2 separate regions of the Homo sapiens genome follow, and region 1 is linked to region 2. Evidence: chromatin loops called from intact Hi-C (ENCODE). Cell type or tissue: HCT116. All regions are shown on one strand. Each heading gives the region's core, and the rest is flanking DNA. Links, peaks and the distances in the headings are about the cores only. Region 1 overlaps HOMER2 (homer scaffold protein 2). Region 2 has its middle 66 kb from the start of SH3GL3.

Evidence for each region. A loop is a pair of places that touch in the nucleus more often than their neighbours do. Peaks named below come from ENCODE experiments on the same cell type or tissue, not always from the same donor. Only the 100,000 strongest peaks of a DNase experiment are listed, where the experiment ranks them.
Region 1: it touches region 2 in a loop (15-fold over the local background); 2 of 110 quality-filtered maps call a loop at or near these places.

What each region holds. Positions count from the first base shown.
Region 1 is chr15:82,841,517-82,856,337 of GRCh38, forward strand. It overlaps HOMER2 (homer scaffold protein 2), which reads right to left. Exons shown (of 9, transcript NM_004839.4): 6 at 13,128-13,284; 7 at 10,626-10,736; 8 at 9,635-9,715; 9 at 7,467-8,387. The coding sequence ends at 8,199. Among named protein-coding and RNA genes, the nearest start is that of WHAMM, 39 kb to the left of the region's middle. RefSeq lists an enhancer at 8,285-9,060. In HCT116, for the core only: a CTCF peak has its summit at 8,307 (motif pointing right); a DNase peak (open chromatin) is centred at 8,285; H3K4me3 peaks cover 365 bases; H3K27ac peaks cover 460 bases.
Region 2 is chr15:83,373,695-83,388,515 of GRCh38, forward strand. No RefSeq gene overlaps it. Among named protein-coding and RNA genes, the nearest start is that of SH3GL3, 66 kb to the right of the region's middle. RefSeq lists enhancers at 5,040-5,870, 5,480-6,679, 10,235-10,864. In HCT116, for the core only: a CTCF peak has its summit at 7,131 (motif pointing left); DNase peaks (open chromatin) are centred at 5,667, 6,047, 6,527, 7,127 and 1 weaker place; H3K4me3 peaks cover 2,145 bases; H3K27ac peaks cover 1,854 bases.

The DNA.
Region 1 (14,821 bases), core at 4,460-12,459, 530 kb before region 2:
TCTAAGTAAAAAAAATTTGATATATATATATCAAATAATGTACAATATCAGCACAATTATGTAAATGTTTTTTAACATTGTTCTAAAAGTACCAGTCAATGTGATGAGTTGAGAAAGTGAAATAAGATTACAAATATGGGAATAAAATTATCAACCTACCCAGAACTATTACCCAACTGAAAAAGGCGAAAGAAATTAACAACAGCAAAACCTTTAGAATAATTCAGTAACTGGCTAGTTACAAAATCAATAACCAATCGCCAAGTTAAACTATTATACAACTACACACTACTCTCTTATGCAGAGGTAAGAATGAGGTAGATTGATGTGTACTGACATAGGAAGATCTATTGCAAAGAGAAAAATGCTAACAGCAGAAGGGTTGTCTCATATGGTCAAAGTGCTAAAACATACTTTAGGAAAAAACTGATGAATATGCTGTTGACTTTTTCTGGGGGAAAGGGATTTTAATTATGGGGGACTTTAATTTTCTACATTATGTTTTTAAATAATGTTTACACTTACATAAGTCTAATGTTTTAAAGTCATAAAAGCGATAGATTTAATTTTCATTTTTTAAAGTAGTAGGATCTCATTTACAATAGTAACCACACTAAAAAAATCACCTATACTAGAAAAGATAGGCTGAGAAACATAAAACATAAATTTACTGAAAGGTTAAATATTATAAAGATGTTAGTCCTCTTGTGTAAAATATGTAAATTTTACTCAATCCAATTTCTAATTTTTCTAAACATAAAATTATCTCAAACTTCTTTTGGAAGGTTTTTTTTTTGTTTTGTTTTTTGTTTTTTTGAGACAGAGTCTCGCTCCGTTGCCCAGGCTGGTGCTATCTCAGCTCACTGCAACCTCTGCCTCCTGGGTTCACTGCCTCAGCCTCCCAAGTAGCTGAGATTACAGGTTCCTATCACCACAGCCAGCTAATTTTTTTTTTTTTTTTTTTTTTTTGTATTTTTAGTAGAGATGGGGTTTCGCCATGTTATCCAGGCTGGTCTCGAACTCCTGATCTCAGGTGATCCATCCACCTTGGCCTCCCAAAGTGCTGGGATTACAGGCGTGAGCCACCATGCCCGGCCTGCACAATATACTAGGCAAGTTTTGAAAAAGTTTAATGGGGAAGTTTAGTCCAAAGCTATGGCGATCCAAACAATGTGGTACCAGTGCTAGAATGTGCAGGAAGATCACAACCCATAATAAAGAGTTCACAGCACACTCAAGGCCAGGGTGCTTATCCTGGCACCCAACAGAAGGGCTACTAGGTGTATGGCAAAAATGGGATTTCATATAGAATAAAGGACAGACTTCCCAATAAACAGTGTTGGGGTAATTTAGAAAATACATTCCAGATAGATCAGAGGTTTTTAAAATTTTTTTTAGAGACAGGGTCTTGCTCTGTTCCCCAGGCTGGAGTGCACCGGTGCCATCAAAGCTCACTGTAACCTCAAATGCCTGGACTCAAGTGATCCTTCCACCTTGGCGACCCAAAGTGTTGGGATTACAGGCAAGAGCCAACACGCCCAGCCAGATCACAGATTTAACTGTTTAGAAAGAAATAATAAAAGTACAAGAATAAGATAGTGGTGAATATTTATACAACCTTGCCATCAGAATTGGGAAGACCTCGCCGGGCTTGGTGGCTCACACCTGTAATTCCAGCACTTTGGGAGGCCAAGGCGTGTGGATTGCCTGAGTTCAGGAGTTCGAGACCAGCCTAGGCAACATGGCGAAACCCATCTCTACTAAAAACAAAAAGTTACCTGGGCGTGGTGGCATACACTTGTAGTCCCAGCTACTCAGGAGGGAGGTTGACACATGAGAATCGCTTGAACCCGGGAGGCGCAGGTTGCAGTGAGCTGAGATCACGCCACTGCACTCCAGCCTGGGGGCCAGGGTGGACCCCGTCTCAAAAAAAAAAAAAAAAAAAAAAAAAAAAAAGAATTGGAAAGACCTGCATAAGCATGACGGCATAGGTAGCAACCATTAAAAAAAAAAAAAAAAGTAACAGATAAACTTGACTAAAAGGTGTTTTTTTAAATGTCTAAACGTTTTTAAAAAGCCATACGTGCAACTTAAAATTTTGTTTTACAATGTTTATGAAATAAACCTCTTAGAAATCAATGATACTGCTGAACACCTTAAAGGGTTACATTTTAACCAAAAAAATATTTTTTTTAGCTCTCTGTCCCCAGGGTAACTCCAGTGTTAAAGAGGAAGCAGTACACACTCACACACTGTGGGTGGGAGTATAATTGGGTCTGTCTTTCTGGAAGGCAATTTGAGGCAATACATATTACAAGTCCTAAAAATGTGCATTCTTTTTTATTGTTGCAACAGGATATGTTATGCTGCAGTTAACCAATTAACCCTGAAACCCCAGTGTTTAACACCTAAGGTTTATTTTTTTTATTCATGCTACCCGTCCATGCAGGGTGGCAGGTGAGGGTAACATGAAGGGAGAAGGGGGCTGCTCCACGTAGTCACTCAGGGATCCAGGCTTGACAGAGGCTCTGTCCCTGGGACATCAGCATTTGCTGAGGGAAGGGAAGGCAGACACTGCGGAACTGCTCATGGGCATTTCAGTGTCTGTCTGGAGCTTCATGTGTCACCTGTGCTCACATTTCATTGGCCAGAATTAGTCATAGGACCCTGAATGAGTACAAGGGGGATGGAGGGTGAAGTCCTGTATGCCTCAGAAGGAAAGGAGCCGCAGATAGGGAGGCGCGTACTTTTGAGCCAGTGATAACTTCAGAAAATTACCCTAAGTCAATATTCTGAAAAGTTCGCAAGGATGTTAGAAGAACTTCATTATGTCCTTGACTACAACAGTAAAAAAATTGGAAACAACCTAAGTATCCAAGGTACAACCTACATAGAGGTTAAAAATAATGTAATTACATATTTACTGATATAGAAATCTATTCACAATATAGCATTAAAAGGGATAAAAGTTATAAAACAGTATGTATAATATGATTATATTTCATGGAAAAAGTAATAAAACACACACAGATGCATAGAAAAAAGTCTGAAAAGATAAAAACTGAAATGTTAACAGTGGTTATAATCAGATAGTGTAATAACAGGTGATTGGTTTTTTTCCCACTCATCTGGAATTTCTTTAAAAAAAGTATTATATTATTTATGTACCAAGAAAGCATTTAAAAAGGGAAACAAAAAACAGTACTCTTGGGAGAGTTCACTTATCCACTCCACTCTTCTCATTAAACTCTTATATTTGATGCAAGGAATGTCTTCTTGCCTGTCACATCATAAGACGCTGCTCTCACAACTGACGTAAAGTCGGGACTTCCTATTAAAAGCAGTACAAGAGGGTAAAAACAATAGCACAGCCTCACAGCTGTGAATCATCAGTCCTGCCCATCACTCGCCAAAACATGCACCACTTGGGACTCTGCCGTGGTTTACGGGCTCCTGCCAGGTGCCCTGGGGGTCTCTAGGGCCCAGGAGAACACTTTGCCGCAAGGCTCTGCACCGTCAAAGAGAGTAGGGCACTGAACAATTCCACTTCAAACAAAAGATCCACAAACTTCTGGTAAATGGATTCCAGAACATAGATCACCACCACCAGAAATAGAAAATAAAGTCTCCTCTTAGGTATACATATTTTTAATTAAAAACGCTTCCTTACTGTTTCTCCCACTTCCCCTTTTGCTGTTTCTTCACACACACACACACACACACACACACACACACACACACACACGCGTGCGCACATACACAGTCGTAAGTTCACTAGAACATTTCATCCAGCTCAAAATTCTTACCAAAGCCACCTTCCTGCCTGGGTAGTGTTTAAAGCCAACTAGAAAACCCATATTCTTGAGATCGGTACATGGAAGAGGCATGTAAGTAACATTTTCTAGACTAGACAGGAGTCCCTCTCCATGCCAAAACCCCCATCATCTCCAGAATATATACTGTTTCTTTGGGGAAGCCATGTACTCAGAAATTAGGGTCCTTTTAAAGCATGCATATCTTTAAAAATATACATGGACATTGATCTTGCAAGCTTCTAGTTTGCAAGTGCTTCAAAATCTAGTGATGTCTCAAGGCAATGAAAGAATTTAGCTTCTAGAAGGATGAATGGAACAAACAATCCACTTCTGGATATTAGCAAAGACCAGTGGCTGCCTCTTTTGAGTGCCTGTGCTAAGTCACATCACGTCTGCCTTCTTCCCAAAGGTGCACCTGGCCACATGTGAGGTCCCACCATAACGTCCCCAGCGCGTCCTGTGGTTGGCTCTCATCCAAAATTGTCCCTGGTTTCTATAGAGAAGGAGACTTTTCTAAAGAAAAAGAGCCCTGTTAAAATAGGCAGAGCATGATGTTTCTGGGAGGCATATTCACTGTATTACGCTCCACCCTTTACTTGATGTTTTGCATCAAATGTAGTCCACAGCAGGCAGGCGCCTGCCCACCACCATCAAGGCTGTGCTCATGGAGCCTGCAGGCTGGAGACCAACTGCCCTCTGTGCACAGTCTTCCTGGGTGTTGATCAGGTCCCGTTCAAGCTGCTCCCACCACTGAGCAAGGCTGCTCCCTCCCCAGAAAGCCAGAAAGGAGTGCATCTCCAGGAAGGGGCGGGCAGTGGACAGGCCACCCCCAGCCAGAACTCTGTTTCCATTCCTGCGATCTCAGGGCCTCCCACTTGTTTTGAACATACTGCTCTGCCTCCACTAAAGCCATCAATAAAGAACTCAGGGTGTGTTTGTTTTCCATAGAACTGGCCTCACAGGCAGAGACATCATTTTAACCAACTTTCTTGGAAAGATTCCTGCAAAACCAGAATCATTCCAAAGTGGAACTTATCATTTATAACAAACATTCCTAAATGTCATTCGGATTCACATTTTTGTAAACTGTCCTTTGCTGTGGACACATATTGAAATAATATAATTGTAATATGCTCTTATCAGGATATAAGAATTATTTTCTCTTGGCACCCACGGGTCACCAAAGGGACTAGAGTGGCATGTCTCAAAAGATACTGCATCAAGGTCCAGGAGACCTGGATGCAGAGTCCACGCTGCTGGTCACCGCTGGGTGACCCTGGGCGTGTCACTTTCTCTGTCTCTACTTCCCATCTGCAAAATGCAGGTGACAGTCTCTGCCCTGTTCTCTCACCCAATTAAAGTCTAATGTGATGGCAGGCAGGAGAGATGAAACTGAGGGGCCACACAAGTTCGAGGTCTTGTGTGGATACTGGTTCTCTTTCCCTCCAAGGCCTGACCATACTGTCCCAACCTGTTGCTCTGGTGGTTTTACATTCCCCGGGCGGCACTAGGAAGGCTTCCTCGCCACTCCCAACTTTAAAATGCATCCAGCTGGGTCTTGACTGGAATGAAAGGTTATTTTTAAAGGTCCTCTTGGTTAAAGGGTTCCAAGTTTTAGTTGATCTTTTTTAGACACCAGGTTTCATGGAGGCAGAAGGAAAGCTTATCAAGGTATAGCAGCCAGTCTTGGAAACACCAAAATCAGGAGACCTCAATTGCAAACTGAAAATGCAGTCCTGGCCCTGCAGCTTCCAGGCAGCACAAGCGGCTGCGATGCTCACGAGTGAATGGCTTACATTCTGCCTGAGTCTGGCGTAAGGTTATGACAACAGTACTGAGACTGGGCTGGATGTCAGAATAAACGAGGGCACGTCACACCAGCTCAAGGGAACACCGTCCAGGTTGCTCCAGGGCCACTATTTTAAAAGAAAGTAAATGAAAAGACACTGAGATCTTCAGAGAAAAGCAGAAGGAATGGAAAGTTCAGTGCTTTTGTAAAAGCTGTTGTGCTTTCACGGCCAAGCCCAACTTACCTTTCCCTTTAAGGGAGTCCTTACTACTCTTAGCTCCAGGGTTGCAACAGCTGTAGAGCTGGACACACAGCAGGAGGAATCCAAGTTCCTCACCTGCTGCCCACAGGATGCTCACCACACTCTTCAGTGCTTGGTGAACTGGGATCATGGGTCTCAACTGCACAGCAGCCCACTGTGGAAATGGCTCTTCCAACATTTTCTACACCTCCACTTCTGGAGTTTTCTAAAGTCACTGCTATCAGAATGTACAAGTGGCTTCAGTAACTATTCTATGCATGTCACCTGAGCATTCTCTTGTCAGTCAAGCGGGCTCTTTCTAGATTCATAAGTCACCTGATAAAGGCAGAGGTCATCTGAAGACCCCAGCGGAAGGTGTTTGGAACCCAGTGTCCACTGCTCCCAGGCAGCCACACACCCAGCCTGCTGCTGGGCAGACCAGGCTGGCTTGAGAATCCCCTTATCCCGCTGCTGGGCCACGGGGCTGACTCATAGCCAGCTCGGCTCTCTGGTCTCCTGGTGCAGCCAGGAGGGAGCTGCTACCAACTGTCCTGAGAGCCGTCTGGAGCTCTGGGGAAAGGGAAGGGCCAGCAGCAGACTACCCCGAATCACAAAGATGGCTGGCCACGCTTTCCACTTCCTGTCTGCCAAAAGCCCTATGTACTCAACCAAAGCCCCCACTCACCTTGCGGGAGCTCCTCTAAAAGTGCCTTGGTGCTCCAGATGCCCAGCCTTCCCTTCCATCCACATCCCAAACAAGACTCCCCAGCTCAGAGAGGCGTCTCCGTGAGGGGAAGGGAAGGAGAGCAGGAGGACTCGTGTTCACCTTGGGGCCCAGGGCACCTGGGTTCGGACCCCATCTCCCTCCTTCCTCGGGTTGTTTGCTCATTAATCCAAATTCAGCAGGGAGAAAGTCTAACCACGTCCATGGGAGAAGGTTTCTAGAAGGAGTAGTCCTCTTAGGTGGTTCTCAAAGGGGTGAGGGGGCACCAAAGCCTCCCCCCTGCTCAAGGCATTTAGAGATGTGTGGGGCCAGGGATTCAAGCCATTATTGCCACACACGGGCAATCTCCCAGGGCAGGATGCCAACAGCACCCACAGGCCCGCTGGCCCCACTGAGCAGCTCTGTGAGAGAGGAGAGGTTTATGGCTGCAGTCCCTTCCCTAGGAGAAACTGAAAAAGGCAGGACGCAGAGCTGGGTGGAACACCTCTGTCATGAGGGCCAAGGCTTGTCAGCTGAGCTGCTCTCTCCCCCCGAAATGCCTGTGATTTCTTCCCAGCTGTCCAGACCCATAAGACAATCCTACCCTAGGTACCAAGCCCTGGGCAGCCCCTATACCTGGAATCCCTGGGTCACCATTCCTAGGGGAGAAGGTGATTCGAGGGTCTGGAGAGCCCCAGGGGCAGAGCATCACGGATGGGCTCCAGGGGCCTGAGACCAGCTCCTGCTGCTTCCCCTTCTCCCTCCCTGCCCCAGGGCCACCCGAGCCCCAGCTTGGGTTTGACCAGACAGTGGTATTCATGTCTGTTAACTACCCAGCACAGCAAAGATGGTGCATCATTCGACAGGGTCCCAGCTCTGCTGTGGGGTTTGATTAAAACACTAAATTCTGTGTACACATTTAATTGAACAAATATTTATTAAGCACCTACTTTGTGCCAGACATTGTGCTAGGCACCCTCACTGTGTGCTGTTCCCACAGCACAATCATCTGCTCAGAAATTAAAACCAAGAAAAGGAACACTGTTGCAACCGTACAAACTGGGGGGGCGGGGGGCAGGGGGCAGTAGCGTGGATGCAGGCAACTCCGGGCCAGAAAATGCACCCACCAGAAGCTTGTTTTCCATCTCTCAGAAAGTTTCCACTAAACAGTTGTTTTAAAGCCTCTCGATGTTGACAGAGAGGAATGTTGTTCTCTCTGTGCCCCCCGGGGCTGGTGTCTGGTGGACATTCAAATACTCTGAATGCTATTTGATAAAAGGAGCCTGATGGCTTGGTGTAAAGAATATCAATATTTGGATTACAAAATGCGTGTTTTTTCAGTTCATATGGTTGCAACAGCCCTTATGAAAGATATAAACATCCCTGCCCTGACTGCATAAATGTTGAAGGTAGACCTAGTTCTGGATTCCTGAGTCAGAATCTTCCAGTTGTCCACAACCTCACAAGGCCAGAGAAGCGAGAGGAGATTTCTATTCTGAAAAGGAGTGAGTGGACGGCACAACTGGTTTGGAAACACGACAAACTGCGCCTGCATTTACAGAAGCAATGCACACAGAAGAACGTCCTAGAGCTATCTGGTCTCGCACACACGCTTGGGACTCACGGGCGGGGCCTGGGCCTCGGCCAGCCCTAGTTATCGGTGCCCAGCTTGGAGAGCCCTCGGCGGAAGTCATGCAGGTCGTCAATCTTCCCGTCCAGCACCTCCAGGAAGCTCTTCAACTCCACCTTCAGGTGGCGCTGTCGGTATTTGCTCTCCTCAATGTCTGTCTTTAAGGAACGCACTTTGTCTTCCAGGTTTTGATTGTCTCTCTCTGCCGCCTGGCCAAGCAAAAGGGAGAAGGGTCTAGAAAACTGAGTGACGAGAGTCATCCTTCAAAACCTGCTACAGCTGAACCAACCATTCTCCATCCAATCTGAGGGCCTGGGCCAGGGCTTAAGCTGCCTAGAGACATGCTACCCCAGCACACAAGCCTGTGACCAAGACATCAGAAGGGAAGCAGCAGGCACTTCAGTGACCTCCTCCTTTCCTGCCTGCTCTCCCACAGAGGGACCAACACCCAGCCTGAAAACCCAAGACCCAACAAAGCAGGCAGAACGCAGAGTCCTGCCTGAGGGAGACCTCACACAGGGCCCAGCAGGGAAAGTCTGAAATCCCTGTCTGAGTGGCTAGCAGAGACCACATTTCAGTTCCATCCTGAGAGACAGAACAGATGGGAGAGTGGCTCGTTCCCCTGGTCCCACAGAGAGGCGTGGCCTCCTCAGCCCCAGGCCAGCCTCTGGCCCTCAGAGAGGAAGGACTGGCCATGCCAATGACTCAGGGACAGCCAGTCTGTGCACCCTCTGATGCTGTTACCATGGAGATGTTCTGTGGCGCTGGGCCCCACAAGCCTACAGAGGCACATCTAGGTAAATCACAAGCAGGTTCCCAAAGACAGGACAGCTGTGAGTCCTTAAATGAGCCATAAGCCTTTAACTCTTCATATCAAATAAGAGCTTTATGTTGAGGGAATAAACAGAGACCTTTCTGAACATGTGCACAGGAAGCAGTTACCAATTCCAGGGTCATGTAACTACATGAAGCGCCGTGTGCATATCAGAGGACCTGCAGGGAAGAGGCGCTCCGAGGTGGAGGAAGCCCTGAAAATCCTCATTTTAGTGATCAGAAATCTGAGGATAGGGAGGAAGGCCTGCCCAAGGTCAGTGCCCAAGGCCACTGGCAGGGGAGTGGCTGAAGTGGCCCCACACCCTGACCCTGGGCTCTCAGGCCGCCCCCCCGCTCCTCACCCCCACCAGGGATCTGCAAGGAAACAGTCGTCTACACTGTGGTGATGCACAGGGGCCTTCATAGAACTTGCAAAACCAAAAGACAAACGTTGCTGAGTCTGCCCCGGGGGCAGGGGTGGATGCGGTGCCATCTGGCGTGCAGTCACTGCCAGCTTTTTGTGAATAGAAAATCTCTCCTTCAGCATTCTCAGTGTGAAAGTGATAGGAAGCAGGAAAATGAGTACCATGACATTTGTGCCTTCTTGTCTGAGCCAGGATGGCTGTGCCCCCAACCCACGTACCTCTAGCTTCTCAGAGACATATTCGCACTCTGACATGAGCTGAGGTATGATTTCACTTTGTTTTCGGAGATCTTTCAGCTCCTACATGAAAAAAATTTGAGATAGAACATGAAAGCAAGTCAGATAAAATATATTCTTGAAAATCACCAATGTGTGCACGCTCGTGGAAGCAGCTTTGGGACCCTGTCCTGTTTGCATAGACAGTGATAGTGACCATGCGAATACTTCATCTCAGGGAATTTCAAGGGTGAAGTGTGTCACACGCCTTGTCACGTGAAGTCTGTACACACCACCACAAGGCAGATGTTTTTCCGATTTCTGTTTTATAAGTGGAGAAAGTGAGGCCTAGGGAGTTTGGTAACATGAGCACGGCCTCCAACATGTGTGCACTTAACTGTCTGCCCCCTAGAAAATAAATGACTGTAGGCCAGGCATGGTGGCAGTGAGTGCAGGTGGCTGGCGCCGGGAGCTGGGCTGCGGTGTGGTGGGCACGTGTGTGTGGTGCTCTCATGGCGTGTGTCTATAGTCCCAGCTACACAGGAGGCTGAGGTGGGCGGAATGCTTCAGCCCAGTTCAAGACCAGCCTGGGCAACATAATGAGACTCCATCTTAAATAAAATAAATACATTTTAAATTTTTTTAAAAAAGAAAATAAGTGGTTACATCATGGGTCTCTAGCGGCATTAATTTGGCAGCAAAACTCAACTTCTGAGGACAGATGACAAACGCATCTGAGTGTCTTGTGAAATGTTCAGCTCCCTTGTGGATCTGCACGACCAGCTATAGAACAGGGGTAACAGGGAGGCGGCAGAGGTCATGGGGAGGCCTTTGCTCCAGCCTGTCTGCACCTTGCTGTGGCTCCCAGCTCTCTCTCCGTGCTGCTATCCAGGCAGCTGCCAGGGCCAGTCATAGGCCCCAAGACACCTGCTGTGTGCCACCCCGCAAGGCCAAGAGGACGCCAAGGGGCCCTGCTCGGAGCACCATTACTCACTGTCTCCTTTTCTCGGAGCTCTGCCTCCAGCTCCTCGATCCTCCTCTTCAGCTGCGTGTTCTTCTCCTTCTCTCTGTTGATCTCACTGCATTGTTCTTCCAGCTCATCAATCTTCAATACACACCACACAGGAAAGCAGGGACGCCAGCTTAACATTAGTCATTAAGCAAGAGATCACCACAGCTATGCTTCTCTTTTCTTTTAAAATAAACCCTAAACTAATCCACTTATAAGATTTTCTTTGTGGCTATGAACAAACCCCATGCAGCTCCATCATGGGGCTGCCTGCACCGCTTGCATGGGACCTGCTTTGCACATGATGCCTTACCAGAGGCATCTTACCAGCAGAGCCAAATAAGTAATAAAGCCTGCCTTCAAGATGCTCTGGGCTTCTGGTTTCCTCTCATGGCCGTGAAGAAGTAGATTCAGATTTGCTTTAAGGATCCATCACAAGCAAGGGCCAAGTGTCCCCTGAATTGATCTGCTTTTCTCCAGAATGACTGTTACACCACTGTAATCACGTCCTGCATTATTCTGTTTCATCTCAAGGGTTTAAGCCAGCAGGGTAGAAAAATCAAGCAACCTCATGGTACAGTGGCTGCCGAAAAGGGAAGCAATGACATTTCGAATATTATAAATCAAGGTGACCTTCCCCTGGGAATGCACGTGGAAGGGGCCTGGCCTGTGGGCCTCTTCCCCAAGGCTGAATGGCAAATCCCTACACCGCATCTTTCCCTTTCCAAGGCTGACCCCTCAAAACAGTTACCTGTGTGGAACAGGGGTGCAAGGGCTTGGCACTCTCACACTGCCATTGAATGCTGGGGGCCAAAATGTGTGTGCAGAGTGGACAGCAGGCGTGGACCCCACATGCAACACAAAAGCACTGTAGTGAAGTCCCCCCGAACAGGCAGCAGCAGTCCTTGACATGAAGGGCACCGAGGACACTTCCCAGAGGCAGGCTGCACCAAGCCTTGGGGTCTGAACTCCCAGCCCCTGCTGCTGCTGGAAACCACACCAACTTCCGCCTCCAACCCTGGGAGGCAAGCTTGTGAGATGTCGACTCAGGGAGGTCGACACGCCTCCAAGGGAGCGAGTTGTGCGTGATGCTCTTCCTCCACTCCCCCCGCACTGCTGCTGGCTATCAGACTGAGACCAAAGTGAGAAACTCAGCTCTTTTCTTGAAAATGCAAGAAAGGGCAATCGATCCCTCTGGCAGGCAGATCTGCCAGGCCTCGGGTGGGAACGTGCAAAGTCAGCAATTGGCCTGGTGCCCAACCGTCAGCACCAAGATGAAAAAATGACACGAGACACTTTTATGTGGCATTAGCATGAAAGTAAGACAGTGTGACAGAGGGCTGGGATGCAGGGGCCCTCCAGGTCGGGCAGGGCAGGGGAGAAAAGGGGGTCAAGGGGGAGTGAACACCAATCTAAATGGGACCTGTCCCCCTAAAACCCTGCACTGACGGAGCATACTCCAAAGCCTATGTGTTTCTAGTGGGAGGATTAACCATGATCAAAACAAGGTTAGCAGAGAAACCTCAAGACCTCAATGGGGGGTCTCTGGCCACCCCAAAAGCACCTTATGAACTAGAGTGTGACTAATGACAGGGAAGGTTACAGGTGCATTTTCAAACAAATCAAAATGCCAGGATGTCAAGGTCGGAGAGTAGAGGGCGTACAACAGGTCAGCACCTGTTTACCCTCCTCACGCCTCAAGCACCATAATCCTTTTCTCAACTCCAAATTTACATGTTTAGAAACAATAATGTGAATGGAAGCAGGACTTCCAAGCAGGCGCAACTCACCATCTCCCAAGTCTGTTTCTCACCTACCCTCTGGGTCCCCTTCCTCCACGGAGGGTCACTGAACCACAGAAATGCTGAGGGAGGGCACTCTGAGAGAGACAGGGCTGACACCTCCAGTTTATCTTCTCCTCAGTAAGAGGAATTATAAAACTTGGTTCAGAAAAGGTAACGAGTCTGGCCAGGCACAGTGGTTCACGCCTGTAATCCTGGCACTTCAGGAGGCTGAGGCGGGTGTATCACCTGAGGCCAGGAGTTTGAGACCAGCCTGGCCAACTTGGTGAAACCCTGTCTCTACTAAAAATACAAAAATTAGCCAGGCATGGTGGCAGGCGCCTCTAATCCCAGCTACTTCGGAGGCTGAGGCAAGAGAATCACTTGAACCTGGGAGACAGGAGGCTGCAGTGCACTGAGATCGTGCCACTGCACTCCAGCCTGGGTGACAGAGCGAGACTCCATCTCAAAAAAAAAGAAAGAAAATAAAACCAGAAAAGGTAATGAGTCAATTATGTACGTGGTTAAATTCCTACTAAGAAAGGCAGGGAGGGGGAGGGACGTTCCCATGGGAGAGGCAGCAAGTCTTCCTCTGGCCATGGGGATAAGGGCAAAGTTGGGGAGGGAGAAAAAGGGTTGTGGGTGCCCCCATCTCCCACTGCCCACACCAGCTGGCCTCGGGGCTCACTGCATCCACCGTACCCACCTTGTTGCGGAGCCGGTCATTCTCATCACGGCAGATGGAGAACTGCCTCTTCCACTGCTCCACACTGGCTGCCGACTCCTGCAGTGCTGTGGTCAGCCGTGCATTGCTCTCCCGAAGGGTCTGCAGCTCGATCTCCCACTTCTTCACGTTGGCTGCGCTGCAGGACAGGGACGGGCGGTGACGACGGGGTGGGTGCTGTCCCGTCTGGCTCCGCCCGCGTGGGGAAGGGGACTCCGCCATCCCTCAGCACACCCCTGGGGGGCCCACGCCCTCTCCCCACAGTAAGCTGGCAGGTGGGTCTGGCTACCCTGATCCAGGGCCAGGAGGGACTGGCCCCTCTCTCTGGTGTGAACATGTCATCCTGTGGTCTATCTTCTTAAAGAATCACCTTAGAAGAGAACACAATTCTTGGGCCGGACGCAGTGGCTCATGCCTGTAATCCTAACACTTTGGGAGGCCGAGGCGGGCGGATCACTAGGTCAAGAAATCGAGACCATCCTGGCCAACATGGTGAAAACCTGTCTCTACTAAAAATACAAAAAAATGGTGGCGGGCGCCTGCAGTCTCAGCTACTCAGGAGGCTGAGGCAGAAGAATCGCTTGAACCCAGGAGGTGGAGGTTGCAGTGAGCCGAGATCACGCCACTGCACTCCGGCCTGGCGACAGAGCGAGACTCCATCTCCAAAAAAAAAAAAAAAAAAAAAAAAGAAAACACAATTCTTCACGAATGAAGAGACAAAGCTAGGCATGAGGGCTGCAGGGCGGGCAAGGCCCATCCCATCCTCCTTACTGGCCGCCCTGCTTCCTCCTGAAAGGAGTTTCATGGGTGGACCGGGTGACCTTCAAGAATCGTATGAAAGCCATGGACGGACCTCCAGGACGCTGGGTTTAAACAAGCAAGAAGCCAACAGCTTGGCTCCGGGGAATAATGGTCCCACTGTAACCTGTGCCTTCTCAGAGCCTTTGAAGGAATCCAGATCTGAGGGCCTAGGGCTTGGAGACAGGAGAGAGTGACCAGGAATCAGTGCCCTGGGGGCACAACAGGGGTCTGGAGGGAGCTCTGGCTGGCCCATATCCCCCCGGGGTGTGAGGAGACCAGGAATCTGAGGGACACCTCTGCTGTCACCACAAAGGCCTCATGTTTCATCTGATTCTACATGCTTGGTGAGGAGGACGTTTAAAACAAAACCAAACTGGAATCAGGTTCCCCTCATTGTTCTCTTCTGACCCTCCTTCAATTTCCTTGCTAGGAGCCCACACATCTGTGGCGCTGAATGTGACTGGAGGTGACAGGGCAGAGCTGCACGTGACAAGCCCATGGGGAGGTTTCCGCCTGGCTAAGTCCTCTTTCTAAAGGCTCTTCCTAATTTTTTTAAGTAAATACAATGGTGTGTCTGAATAGATCTGTGTTATCTTTTATCCCACAACCTCAAGGACCTCGAGGACTTGGAAAATATGTACTTTCACTTTCAAACACCACTGACTGAAGAAATAATAAAATGTTATTATCTGGTGAATTCTAGAGTTGATGACTGACAATTTAAGCTAATTTAGGGAAATAGCTTCCTGCCCATTCTTGTAGTACCTCACTTGCTCATTAAACTCAGATTTGAAAACATTTATTTTTAGGGGTGAAACATTTTCACCCAGGCAGCCCACTGTGACTTAAACAACCAAAAACAGCTCTCAGTTGGG
Region 2 (14,821 bases), core at 3,068-11,067:
TGCTAACTCTCCACCTGGCAGGCATGCAGCTGCCCCAGAGCCAGAGCCCCCGTTCCTGGCTTCCCTGCCAGACTGGGAGCCTCCTTTCAGTCAGTGGAGCAGATAGTGTTCAGAGCTGGGGGCCCAGACGAAATCCTCCATCATCTCCACCCACGTTTCAGGAGATGGCGTGGAGCTGAGCCTAGTCGCACCTGTGCCTGACTGAGAACCAGTTCCTAAACTTTTCCCTCCCCTAGGGAGTCCTTATGGATTTAACAAGGGAAGCAGAGTAAATTTGTGAATTTGATAAAGCTTCCTTCCATGGGCTTTCTTTGAGCAATGAAGGAGGTTTCTTAGGAATCTTCCAGACAATATGTATTTAAGGCACCCTCTTTCTTGCAGTAGTTCGAGAGTCGTGATTCCTAGCCCTGAGGTCAGGGATTTGTCTGAGCCCCGTTTGATAGATGTAATATTCTGTGCATCTGCATATTATAGGCAGTTCCCCTTCCATAGCTACTGTCAGGTTCTCAAGGGGTTCTTGGACCAAAAGGTCAAATACTACTTGCCCTTGTGTTTCTGAGGCAATGACCAGGTAGGACTTTCTGAAGGGAGGAAAGAGGAAACTTTCAGAAGACTTGTATCTTCATACAAAGCATGATGTTTTGCTACGCTGTCTTCCTTCTATTGGGGGTCAGGTGGGGTGAGGAGGTCGGACCAGGGTGATATTTCTGGGTGCATTTTGTTAAGCTGACTTGACTTCTATTGTTTTGGATGCCAGGTAGGGGAAGGAATGGAAGAGAAGGGCATTAGAAAAATGCCAGGTGCCCTGAGAAATCCTGCTCCCTTTCTCCCTTCACAATGAAGCATCTTCAAAGGCTTTTCTATCCTGGATTCTCTAAGCTTCTGGTTCCCCATTTGTCTCCCAACCCACAGAGATCTGAGCTCCTCTCTCAATAGTCCTCCTGAAACTGCCCCTCTCCCAGATCAACAGTGACTTCCAGCTGAAATATCCTAATGATGCCTTTCAACTCCTGCCCTACTTGATTGTAGTTCTTTATATGGACTTAAATAATTAATCTCTATGTATCTTAGGCAAAGGATGTTCTATCTATGACATTATTAGCTATCATTAATATACTCTCTAGGAAAAGTAACGGATTTTAACCACAGATTCTGACACTGCTGAATGAGCTTGATGTCAACATTGATATATTCCTTAAATATTTATTGAGGACCTACTGGGTGCTTATCACTGTGCTGGGTCCTGATGATGCAATGGTGGTTTGGCCTGTGCCAACGAGGTAGCTTTCTGGGTTTTTTTTTTTTTTTTTAGACAGAGTCTCTTACTCTGTTGCCCAGGCTGGAGTGCAGTGGTGCGATCTCAGCTTACTGCAACCTCCACCTCCCGAGTTCAAGTGATCCCCCTGCCTCAGCCTCCCGAGTAGCTGGGACTATATGCATGCACCACCACACCTGGCTAATTTTTTTGTATTTTTAGTAGAGATGGGGTTTCACCATGTTGGCCAGGCTGGTCTTGAACTCCTGACTTCAAGTGATCTTCCTGCCACAGCCTCCCAAAGTGCTGGGATTACAGGCATGAACCACTGCGCCAGGCCCACAAGGTAGCTTTCTACATGCTACAGGAAAGGAACAAGTGAGGACCAGGAGGTACAGGAGGTCCAGGAGAATTACTTTGTGGTTAGGATTTCAGTTCCTCCTACTGGAACTACGTTATTCATCTGGGCTGGTCTAGGGTCCCTGGAGACTTTAGTCCTTCACAAAATTAAGACAATCCAAAAGTACTTTCCCACTGCACACACATACACATAGAGTCCACAGCCATTCCAAAGTTAGACTAAAATGATCAGTAGGACAGTAATTTTCTAAAGTGGGGTTAGGAGACCCATGGTACATATATACAGAAGAGAAATCTGACCCCAAGTACTAAAATAGTCATTAAATATTGTATAGTTGCACCTCCAACTTGCAAGTTTTCTAATCTGGTAGGGAGAGAAAGCTGAACATGCAGCCAGTGTGACTCTGAATATGTACCCACAGGTATAAAAGATAACTAATCAAGGCAATAAGAAGATGAGAGACAGGGATTTTCCTGTTGTCTTGGAATTGCAGTTAATAAGCAGCTCAATCTTGAGTGAATCCAGGGGGCTGCCAGCAAGGGTGGCCACTAATCTTGGGAAATGCAAGGACCAATCCTGCTCCCGGAGACTACCTCCTCCTCCACCCCTCAGCAGAAGGAGCCATGAGAAGGTTGCTGGCCATAAGGGGAGTATGGTCTGCATGGGCTGTGCCTGCCTTTCTCCATGTGGAAGGGGAGGGGCACCTCCCCAAAGTAAGTTATGGAGACTCTAGAGAGTCATTAGTGAAGACTGCAGGTTCAAGGCAAAGGAAGATGATTGACTTCTTAATTCTTTGGCTGAACTGTAGAAACTGTAGGCGGCGAGTGGGCGAGGGAGGGCCTGGGAATAGAGGTGGTGAAAATCCCCAGGAGAGAAAATCCTGGGAACCTCGGAGCTTGAAGTGTTGTCTTCTGCGTTCTTATAAACCCACTTTTCGAAGTCCTCAAAACCTTAAGGTCCTATTCCCAGGCTGTCAGCCATCACCAGCTGACAAGAGGCCATTCTACACAACTCTTGGGGTACTTCCACATAGACTACCACAGGAATTATATAACACGGTGGCCCTGCCCATTGTATCAGTTAGGATGTGTTCAGCTGGAAGTAACGGTTAACTCACCAATGGCTTAATCAAAAATGACATTTATCATTTACTTAACAAGAAGTCTAAAGCTAGGTGGTGCCAGGACTGGTGCAGCTCATCCATGCCGTCGAGGACCCTTGGTCTTTCTGTTTCTATACTGTCCCATTCCCAGCACATTGGATTTTTGTCGATTGCTTGTCTCCCTGCGGTTGCAACAAGGCTGCTGCAGCTTCAGGTATCATATTTTGACACTAATGGCCCAACGTGTAAGGAGAGAGTAGACACAAAAAAACCCATGTCTTTTGACTGAGGTCTGGGCTCCAGAATTCCTTTATGTCTCATTGACCAAAACAAAGGAGAACAGCATTACTCTAAATGTTTTATGCCAACCATGATGCTTGTCCTGAGGTCGAGGCACTGGGGTCCTTCTGTTAGCAAACAGGTTTAGTAGACAATGATCAGAGTCCCCTACATCTGTCTCCAATGGTTTTCTAGAGAATAGGTTTATCTCCTGTATTTCTTTAAGCAGGCATCAATAAATATTTATGGGATCACTACTACATGCCAGGCTCTGTGCCAAGTCCTTGAATTGGTGGTCAATCTCTTTAACAAAACACTGAGGATTCTCTCTTAGGCCTGTCTCCTCCTCCAGCACCTCCCGATCAGCTCCACTTTCAGACTAGCCCCATTATTTGCCTTCTTAGCTCTCACTCCTAACTAGAACACTGTTGAGTGGCTCATTAAAATATTAGATTTTCAGCCTAATAACTGGGCTCTGGACAGATCCCATTAATTCTTATTCTTTTCCTGGTAGGTTCCTCTCCATCTCATCCCATGAAACCCAAGCCTGCTCTTCTCATCAGACATTTTCTCTTTCTCTTTCTTTTTCTCTTTCCCTCGGAGGGAATTTTCTCTTTCCCTCCTTTCTCTTAGCTTTTCTCCTTCTACAGGCATGCTTAGTTACCATAACTTCACTTAGAATCACCAAGTTACTCTCTTTTTTGCTCCTTGTCCTCCTTTAAGCCATGTCACCTTCTCTTTAATACCTTAACAAGAATGCTCCCTTAACAAGAATCACTAACATTCAGTATCTGGCCCTGGCTGAGCATTTAGCATGTATTATATCAATTTCATCTCACACCAGATTATGAAGAGGGCATCATGTCCATTTGGTAGGCAAGAAATGAAGTGTAGCTTAAGTAACTTGCCCGATGTTATACCAGGGTGGAGCTGGCATTCAAGCCTGGATCTGCCCGGAACTCACAAAGTCCTGCTCCTAAGCAATGGGTGAGGTCTCCTTGGGCTCACACAGCCCCTGTCACTTATGTCCCCCTGTGCAGGCATGCACATCCTCTCCCCACACAATTCACCCCACTGATGACATCTGCCTCTTGTCCATTTTCCCCACTGGACTGGGAATGCCCAGAGGGCAGAGATTCTGTCTGACTCACAGTATCTGCCCCACCACCTGCCATTCCTGCTGCATGGCAGCCATCAGTGGAGTTTTATTTATTTATTCATTTATTTATTTATTTATTTTTGAGACGGAGTCTCACTCTGTCGCCCAGGCTGGAGTGCAGTGGCCTTCACTGCAACCTCCTATTAGTGGCCGAGGGGATGAGAAGGAATGACACCTGGCAGAGAGCCGGGCTGAGTCAGGGACTGGCTCACAGCAAGATGGTGACTCTGCTGAGAGATGGAAACAGGTGGGTCTGGAGGTTCTCCTCCCTTCTCATTCATTCATTCAACAAATAGCTACTGGGGGTCTTTTATGTGCCAGGCACTATTCTAGTTGCTGAAGACACAGAGGTGAACAAAGCCTCAGGAAACTGCAGGCAAGTGCTGGGCCTATTTGCTTTCTCCAGGCGCTTTGCTCAGATCTCAGTCACTGTTTCCTTCCCTATTTTTCCTCATTGCTTAGAAGAGTTACATTTTTTACGTACATCACTCAGGTTAAGCATCTAAGGAACCATAAACAAAAGCAAGTACTAAACGGACAAAGTCTGAAGGCTTAAAAGTCACCTCCCCCTAACACCTCTGCCCAAGCATCAACCTCCTCAGGGTTCCTTCTCTAGTCTGAGACACTCCATGCTCCATTTCCCATTTTTCTGTGACTGGAAGTTCTGAGCTGCCTTCCTGGGAGAGCAAGAGTGCTTTTACTACCTCCCTCTGCCAGGTCAGGTCACCTTTGACTCCACTTCCGCCCCACCTACATGCTCTGGGGGGAGTCAGGGAATTTGCTCCTGGCTCCTCTTCCCTTCCAGGACTGGAAGAGATGGGGAGGCTGCTTCGCAACCTCTCCAGACCTGGACTGGAGGCAGGGAGGACAGTCAGGGCATCAGTCTATCCGTCCATCCTTTGGCCCATCTGTCTATTGTTGCATTCATGCCGCATACCAGTAAAGATCACAAACATGGAATGGAAGCCCACACCAACTGTAGCGCTCTCTAAGCCCAACTTGAGAAAGGAAGGCTCTTGTTTTGCGCCCTGCCCCCCAATTCAGCCCCGATGCTTAGTGCCCAGTGGCTTCTCTCATCTCACTGGGAAGGGGAGGGACCAAGGAGGACTGGGGAACGGGGTGGGGGTGAGGAGGAGGGAGATGCTTGCCCTGACAGGCCTGGGCCGGTCTGCACTGAGGCACACACACCACCTGCACCTGGGAGTGGTGGGGGGAGGGGGCGGGGCTTGAGACACGAGCGCCTTTTCCAGAAGGCTCCCCTACCACGTCTCGTCCCCACCCGCACCCCCTTGCCTACCACTCGCGGGGCGATTCCAGGAGTACCTGGCAACACCACAGACTGCGCGGCCCAGGCCAAGCCAAGCGTGGAGACCGCGCAACCCCGCCCTTGGCCCTGGCCCAGGTGTCCCGGCCACAGTCCCCAGTCTTGCAGGGGACGTTCCCGCGCTGAGCAAGTCCTGATCGCGGACTCCTGAGTTACGGGGAACCGCCTGGTCCAAGGCGAGGACAGGGAGTGCACCAGCAGAGGGAACCCACCCTGCCTCCAAGCCCTGCGGAACTTGGGCTGCACGGGAAGGAGCTGGTTTTACAGCCCTGTGGGGTGCGGGATCCGAGTTTCCCTAGGCACCTGCAGGAGAGCCCCAAAATCTAACACGAGGGCATGGAAGAAGGAGTTGGATGAGCGGTGGCCCGAATGAAAGGCATCCGTGCTCTGGAGTCTGCAAGTAATTTAAGCTTCCAAGCCTCTAAAGATGCTCCCCGCACCCTCCTCTGAGGAATCCGCGGGCGGTGGCCTGGGCCCTGTCCCGGGACAAGGCACTGCGTCTCTGAGATTAACCCCTGTCGGGCGCGCCCTAGCACTGTCAGCATGAGGTCATCCTGCCAATAGGAATTTCCTGTCCCTTCAACACTGACTGGAGACGGGCCCCACCCTATGCCCAGTCCTCGGGCTCCTGGACTCACCAAATACCTGGGACGCTCATTGCCAGGCAGCGCCAGGCCCTGCCCTCCAGGCCTCATCGCTGCCGCAGACGTGGGACAGGTTTCCTCATCAATGGCCGAAAGGGAGCCCAGGTCGGGGGGCATGTTCTCTGGCGGGCATTCTCTGCCCCAGAGGAGCCTGCTTTCCTGAGCACCGGCCCCACTGTGCCTCATCTTGGTTCCACCCTTCCAGCGCTTGGCAGTTAGTGTAGGAACCGAGATCTCTAGGGAAACTGAGGCCTTTTGGCAACAAGATGCCCTGGGGGCTACCCTAAGAAAGGCACAGCTTCCTTGGAGTGAGGAGTGTCACCTAGCAAAACTTGGACAACATTAGAAGATGCAATTAGCAGGTGAATCTTAGGCTAAGAATGTGGGTATTCACCACAAACTCTGTCTCTCCCTAGTCAGATGGTGAATGTGACACAAACCCCTCCCTGCTGGGTTGTGAGCTGGGTGGAAGTTCCTGGGGGCGTGCTCATCCCCATGTCCAACGTCCTTTGCACACAGTAGGAGTGCAATAAACCTTTGTCCACTGTTAAACTGGGGAGAGACTAGTCATATGATTTTTCCTAGTGCTTGTGACCTGTATTTTCTGGCTACAGGACAGAGGGGTCTTAAGCCAGTATGGGAGGTAGGGGTTGGGGCAAGAGGGAGGATAAGAAGGTCTCAAAAACAGGAGGCTCTGATGGGGCTGGACTTCAGCACCCTTGTGTGAGGTTGATCAAGAGAAGGGCTGAAGACAAGAGTGGGAGGAATGTTTGGGGAGGTGGTAGGATTCTGGGGGATAATGGGGTCCAAGTGTCAAAGTGTGACCAGAGTGGGACAGGGGGACATCTCCTCACTTCTGGCAGGGGCTCAGCAGGTGAGGACACCAGGTGCCTTGGCTTGCTATTTGGAGCTCAGAGAGAGAGTGTCCCCAGGCATGCATCCTGTCTGGGCAGGTCCCTTTGGTCACAGTGTCACAGTCACAGTGGGGAGGCGCCCTCAAGTGGCTTCACAGCAGCAGACCTGGATGGGGATGGAGCGCAAGAAGGCAAGTCTCTGTGATACCCCAACTCTCCTCCCAGAAGTAACTCGATGAGGAGGTTTTGAGGGAACCAGGAAGAATAGCTCAGCAAACGGTTTCAGAGACATTGAAACAGGAATGATGACTCATAATGTGTCTCCATTTATAACCACAGGTTGAAGAGATCTTACAGAACTGGAATATTTAAGAATATGACATTATATTTCTCAAATGTTTGATATCTCCAAACAATAGTAATTTTTAAAATAGCGGCCAGGCACAATGGCTCACGCCTGTAATCCCAGCACTTTGGGAGGCCGAGGCAGGCAGATCACCTGAGGTCAGGAGTTCAAGACCAGCCTGACCAATATGGTGAAACCCTGTCTCTACTAAAAACACAAAAATTAGCTAAGTGTGGTGGTGGCACCTGTAATCCCAGCTACTCAGGAGGCTGAGGCAGGAGAATCGCTTGAACCCGGGAAGGAGGAGGTTGCAGTGAGCCAAGATGGCGCCACTGCACTCTAGCCTGGGCGACAGAGCGAGACTCCATCTCAAAAAACAAACAACAAACAAACAAACAAAAACCATTTACTATGTATCTTTTGATTACAAATCAGTATTTGTTTATTTAAAAAATGGACAATGTAAAGAAAATGCAAAAAGAAAGTAAAAACAACTGGCTCCCCAGAGGTAACCACTCTTTTACATTAAATGTTACACATATTGTTTTGTAATTTACTTTATCCATGTAAGAATATATCATGAATCTTTTCACATGGCAGTAAATTTTCTTTTACATTATTTTTTAATGGTAGTTTAGTATTCCTTCCTGTAAGTCTGCCAAAAATCATTTAACCAATCCTGCTATTGGACATTAAGCTTGCTTACAACTGTTAACCATAAACAAATGTACGCACGCATACATGATGAATTTCTTAGGATAAGTTCCTAGGAAGATAATTGCTGGTCACAGGTCAAATGGTATGCTCATTTTTAAGGTTTTTAAAATATGTTGGCAAATTGCCCTCCAGGAAGATTGTTTTAATCTCTACCCTCACCTACAAAGCATGAGAATGCCTATTTCTCCACACCCTCACCCAAATTTGGTATTCTCCATCTTTTTAACTTTCTGTCAATTTGAAAGTAGAAAATGATAATCTTTAATTGTTTAAATTCCCATTTATTTGATTATTAGTAAGGGTAAGTAAAACACCTTTTCACTATTTTCATTTCTTAGTCTGTAAATTAACTGTTGCTATCATTATTTATTATGCTGACCAGACATTGGGCATTTACTACTAGGTGTGTTCAGTTTTTTTCTTATTAATTTTTAGGAGCTCTTTATATAATAATATTATCCCCTTGCTTGTCACGTCATGAAGACTTTATCCCTGTTTGTCTTTTAACTTTAAACACTCTTTTGCCTTATAGAAGCTTTACATTTTTATGTAGTCAAGATTATCAACCTTACATCAACTTACTTCAAGAAAGGTTTCCTCTATATCAAGAATATAAGAACATAATTTTCCATTCCACCTCCATTTATTTTCCCAAATGTTTTTTATTGTGGTAAAATGCATGCAATATAAAGTCTACCATCTTAACCTTTTTTTTTTTTTTTTTTTGAGACGGAGTCTCTCTCTGTTGCCCAGGCTGGAGTGCAGTGGCACGATCTCAGCTCACTGCAACCTCTGCCTCCCAGATTTAAGCGATACTCCTGCCTCAGCCTCCTGAGTAGCTGGGACTATAGGCGTGCACCACCACGTCCAGCTAATTTTTGTATTTTTAGTAGAGACAGGGTTTCACCACATTGGTTAGGCTGGTCTCGAACTCCTGACCTTGTGATCACCCGCCTCGGCCTTCCAAAGTGCTAGGATTACAGATGTCAGCCACAGCTCCCAGCCCATCTTAACTATTTTTAAGTGTACAGTCTGTGATATTAGGTTCACTCATAATGTGTGCAACCATCTTTATAACCCTTTTCATCTTGTAGAACCAAAACTCTACACACATTAAATAGTAATTCTCCATTCCTCTCTGACTCTAGCTATTGGCAACTATTGTTCTACTTTTTGTCTCTATGATTTTGACTACTCTATGTACCTCATAGAAGTGGAATCCTATATTTTGTGACTGGCTTATTTCACTTAGCATAATGTCCTCAAGGTTCAATTCCCCTTTCATTTTTATAATTTTTTCATTTACATTTAAACTTTTATTTTTTTTATTTTTTTATTTTATTTTATTTTTTTTTTGAGCCTGAGTCTTGCTCTGTCGCCCAGGCTGGAGTGCAGTGGTGCAATCTCAGCTCACTGCAACCTTCGCCTCCCAGGTTCAAGTGATTCTCATTCCTCAGCCTACTGAGTAGCTGGGATTACAGGTATGCACCACCATGCCCCAGTAGTTTTTTGTATTTTTGGTAGAGAGGGGTTTCGCTGCATTGGCCAGGCTGATCTTGAACTCCTGGGCTCAAGTAATCCGCCTGCCTCGGCCTCCCAAATTGCTGGGATTACAGGCATGAGCCACTGTGCCTGGCCTAAACTTTTAATTTTTCTCATATTTATTTTGATGTCTGACATAGATAAGGACTTAATTTAATGCTTTTTAAAAGTTTGGCCGAGTTTTTCAACATTATTTGTTGAGCACTCAATCCCTTTTCCAAAGATTTAAGATATGATTGTTTTGATTAATATTTCCTTGATTTTTTATGTTTATTAACCATTTTCATTTCCTCCTTAATTTATGCCTATGCATGTCCTTTGTCTATTTTTCCATTTGTGCTTTCATCTCTTACTGATTAGAAAGGAAACTTTATGGAGGAGCCAAGATGGCCGAATAGGAACAGCTCCGGTCTACAGCTCCCAGCGTGAGCGATGCAGAAGACGGGTGATTTCTGCATTTCCATCTGAGGTACCGGGTTCATCTCACTAGGGAGTGCCAGACAGTGGGTGCAGGCCAGTGGGTGCGCGCACTGTGCGCGAGCCGAAGCAGGGCGAGGCACTGCCTCACTCGGGAAGCGCCAGGGGTCAGGGAGTTCCCTTTCCGAGTCAAAGAAAGGGGTGACGGACGCACCTGGAAAATCGGGTCACTCCCACCCGAATACTGCGCTTTTCCGACGGGCTTAAAAAACGGCGCACGACGAGATTATATCCCGCACCTGGCTCGGAGGGTCCTACGCCCACGGAGTCTCGCTGATTGCTAGCACAGCAGTCTGAGATCAAACTGCAAGGCGGCAGCGAGGCTGGGGGAGGGGCGCCCGCCATTGCCCAGGCTTGATTAGGTAAACAAAGCAGCCGGGAAGCTCGAACTGGGTGGAGCCCACCACAGCTCAAGGAGGCCTGCCTGCCTCTGTAGGCTCCACCTCTGGGGGCAGGGCACAGACAAACAAAAAGACAGCAGTAACCTCTGCAGACTTAAATGTCCCTGTCTGACAGCTTTGAAGAGAGCAGTGGTTCTCCCAGCACGCAGCTGGAGATCTGAGAACGGGCAGACTGCCTCCTCAAGTGGGTCCCTGACCCCTGACCCCCGAGCAGCCTAACTGGGAGGCACCCCCCATCAGGGGCACACTGACACCTCACACGGCAGGGTATTCCAACAGACCTGCAGCTGAGGGTCCTGTCTGTTAGAAGGAAAACTAACAAACAGAAAGGACATCGACACCAAAAACCCATCTGTACATCACCATCATCAAAGACCAAAAGTAGATAAAACCACAAAGATGGGGAAAAAACAGAACAGAAAAACTGGAAACTCTAAAATGCAGAGCGCCTCTCCTCCTCCAAAGGAATGCAGTTCCTCACCAGCAACGGAACAAAGCTGGATGGAGAATGACTTTGACGAGCTGAGAGAAGAAGGCTTCAGACGATCAAATTACTCTGAGCTACAGGAGGACATTCAAACCAAAGGCAAAGAAGTTGAAAACTTTGAAAAAAATTTAGAAGAATGTATAACTAGAATAACCAATACAGAGAAGTGCTTAAAGGAGCTGATGGAACTGAAAACCAAGGCTCGAGAACTACATGAAGAATGCAGAAGCCTCAGGAGCCGATGCGATCAACTGGAAGAAAGGGTATCAGCAATGGAAGATGAAATGAATGAAATGAAGCGAGAAGGGAAGTTTAGAGAAAAAAGAATAAAAAGAAATGAGCAAAGCCTCCAAGAAATATGGGACTATGTGAAAAGACCAAATCTACGTCTGATTGGTGTACCTGAAAGTGAAGGGGAGAATGGAACCAAGTTGGAAAACACTCTGCAGGATATTATCCAGGAGAACTTCCCCAATCTAGCAAGGCAGGCCAACGTTCAGATTCAGGAAATACAGAGAACACCACAGAGATACTCCTCGAGAAGAGCAACTCCAAGACACATAATTGTCAGATTCACCAAAGTTGAAATAAAGGAAAAAATGTTAAGGGCAGCCAGAGAGAAAGGTCGGGTTACCCTCAAAGGGAAGCCCATCAGACTAACAGCAGATCTCTCGGCAGAAACCCTACAAGCCAGAAGAGAGTGGGGGCCAATATTCAACATTCTTAAAGAAAAGAATTTTCAACCCAGAATTTCATATCCAGCCAAACTAAGCTTCATAAGTGAAGGAGAAATAAAATACTTTACAGACAAGCAAATGTTGAGAGATTTTCTCACCACCAGGCCTGCCCTAAAAGAGTTCCTGAAGGAAGCGCTAAACATGGAAAGGAACAACCGGTACCAGCCGCTGCAAAATCATGCCAAAATATAAAGACCATCGAGACTAGGAAGAAACTGCATCAACTAACGAGCAAAATCACCAGCTAACATCATAATGACAGGATCAAATTCACACATAACAATATTAACTTTAAATGTAAATGGACTAAATGCTCCAATTAAAAGACATAGACTGGCAAATTGGAAAAAGAGTCAAGACCTATCAGTGTGCTGTATTCAGGAAACCCATCTCACGTGCAGAGACACACATAGGCTCAAAATAAAGGGATGGAGGAAGATCTACCAAGCAAATGGAAAACAAAAAAAGGCAGGGGTTGCAATCCTAGTCTCTGATAAAACAGACTTTAAACCAACAAAGATCAAAAGAGACAAAGAAGGCCATTACATAATGGTAAAGGGATCAATTCAACAAGAAGCGCTAACTATCCTAAATATACATGCACCCAATACAGGAGCACCCAGATTCATAAAGCAAGTCCTGAGTGACCTACAAAGAGACTTAGACTCCCACACATTAATAATGGGAGACTTTAACACCCCACTGTCAACATTAGACAGATCAACGAGACAGAAAGTCAACAAGGATATACAGGACTTGAACTCAGCTCTGCACCAAGCAGACCTAATAGACATCTACAGAACTCTCCACCCCAAATCAACAGAATATACATTTTTTTCAGCACCACACCACACCTATTCCAAAATTGACCACATAGTTGGAAGTAAAGCTCTCCTCAGCAAATGTAAAAGAACAGAGATTATAACAAACTATCTCTCAGACCACAGTGCAATCAAACTAGAACTCAGGATTAAGAATCTCACTCAAAACCGCTCAACTACATGGAAACTGAACAACCTGCTCCTGAATGACTACTGGATACATAACGAAATGAAGGCAGAAATAAAGATGTTCTTTGAAACCAACGAGAACAAAGACACAACATACCAGAATCTCTGGGACGCATTCAAAGCAGTGTGTAGAGGGAAATTTATAGCACTAAATGCCCACAAGAGAAAGCAGGAAAGATCCAAAATTGACACCCTAACATCACAATTAAAAGAACTAGAAAAGCAAGAGCAAACACATTCAAAAGCTAGCAGAAGGCAAGAAATAACTAAAATCAGAGCAGAACTGAAGGAAATAGAGACACAAAAAACCCTTCAAAAAATTAATGAATCCAGGAGCTGGTTTTTTGAAAGGATCAACAAAATTGATAGACTGCTAGCAAGACTAATAAAGAAAAAAAGAGAGAAGAATCAAATAGACACAATAATAGACACCTCTACGCAAATAAACTAGAAAATCTAGAAGAAATGGATAAATTCCTCGACACATACACCCTCCCAAGACTAAACCAGGAAGAAGTTGAATCTCTGAATAGACCAATAACAGGACCTGAAATTGTGGCAATAATCAATAGTTTACCAACCAAAAAGAGTCCAGGACCAGATGGATTCACAGCTGAATTCTACCAGAGGTACAAGGAGGAACTGGTACCATTCCTTCTGAAACTATTCCAATCAATAGAAAAAGAGGGAATCCTCCCTAACTCATTTTATGAGGCCAGCATCATTCTGATACCAAAGCCTGGCAGAGACACAACCAAAAAAGAGAATTTTAGACCAATATCCTTGATGAACATTGATGCAAAAATCCTCAATAAAATTCTGGCAAAACGAATCCAGCAGCACATCAAAAAGCTTATCCACCATGATCAAGTGGGCTTCATCCCTGGGATGCAAGGCTGGTTCAGTATATGCAAATCAATAAATGTAATCCAGCATATAAACAGAGCCAAAGACAAAAACCACATGATTATCTCAATAGATGCAGAAAAGGCCTTTGACAAAATTCAACAACCCTTCATGCTAAAAACTCTCAATAAATTAGGTATTGATGGGACGTATTTCAAAATAATAAGAGCTATCTATGACAAACCCACAGCCAATATCATACTGAATGGGCAAAAACTGGAAGCATTCCCTTTGAAAACTGGCACAAGACAGGGATGCCCTCTCTCACCACTCCTATTCAACATAGTGTTGGAAGTTCTAGCCAGGGCAATTAGGCAGGAGAAGGAAATAAAGGGTATTCAATTAGGAAAAGAGGAAGTCAAATTGTCCCTGTTTGCAGATGATATGATTGTATATCTGGAAAACCCCATTGTCTCAGCCCAAAATCTCCTTAAGCTGATAAGCAACTTCAGCAAAGTCTCAGGATACAAAATCAATGTGCAAAAATCACAAGCATTCCTATACACCAGCAACAGACAAACAGAGAGCCAAATCATGAGTGAACTCCCGTTCACAATTGCTTCAAAGAGAATAAAATACCTAGGAATCCAACTTACAAGGGATGTGAAGGACCTCTTCAAGGAGAACTACAAACCACTGCTCAAGGAAATAAAAGAGGATACAAACAAATGGAAGAACATTCCATGCTCATGGATAGGAAGAATCAATATCATGAAAATGGCCATACTGCCCAAGGTAATTTACAGATTCAATGCCATCCCCATCAAGCTACCAATGCCTTTCTTCACAGAATTGGAAAAAACTACTTTAAAGTTCATATGGAACCAAAAAAGAGCCCGCATCACCAAGGCAATCCTAAGCCAAAAGAACAAAGCTGGAGGCATCACACTACCTGACTTCAAACTATACTACAAGGCTACAGTAACCAAAACAGCATGGTACTGGTACCAAAACAGAGATATAGATCAATGGAACAGAACAGAGCCCTCAGAAATAACGCCGCATATCTACAACTATCTGATCTTTGACAAACCTGAGAAAAACAAGCAATGGGGAAAGGATTCCCTATTTAATAAATGGTGCTGTGAAAACTGGCTAGCCATATGTAGAAAGCTGAAACTGGATCCCTTCCTTACACCTTATACAAAAATCAATTCAAGATGGATTAAAGACTTAAACGTTAGACCTAAAACCATAAAAACCCTAGAAGAAAACCTAGG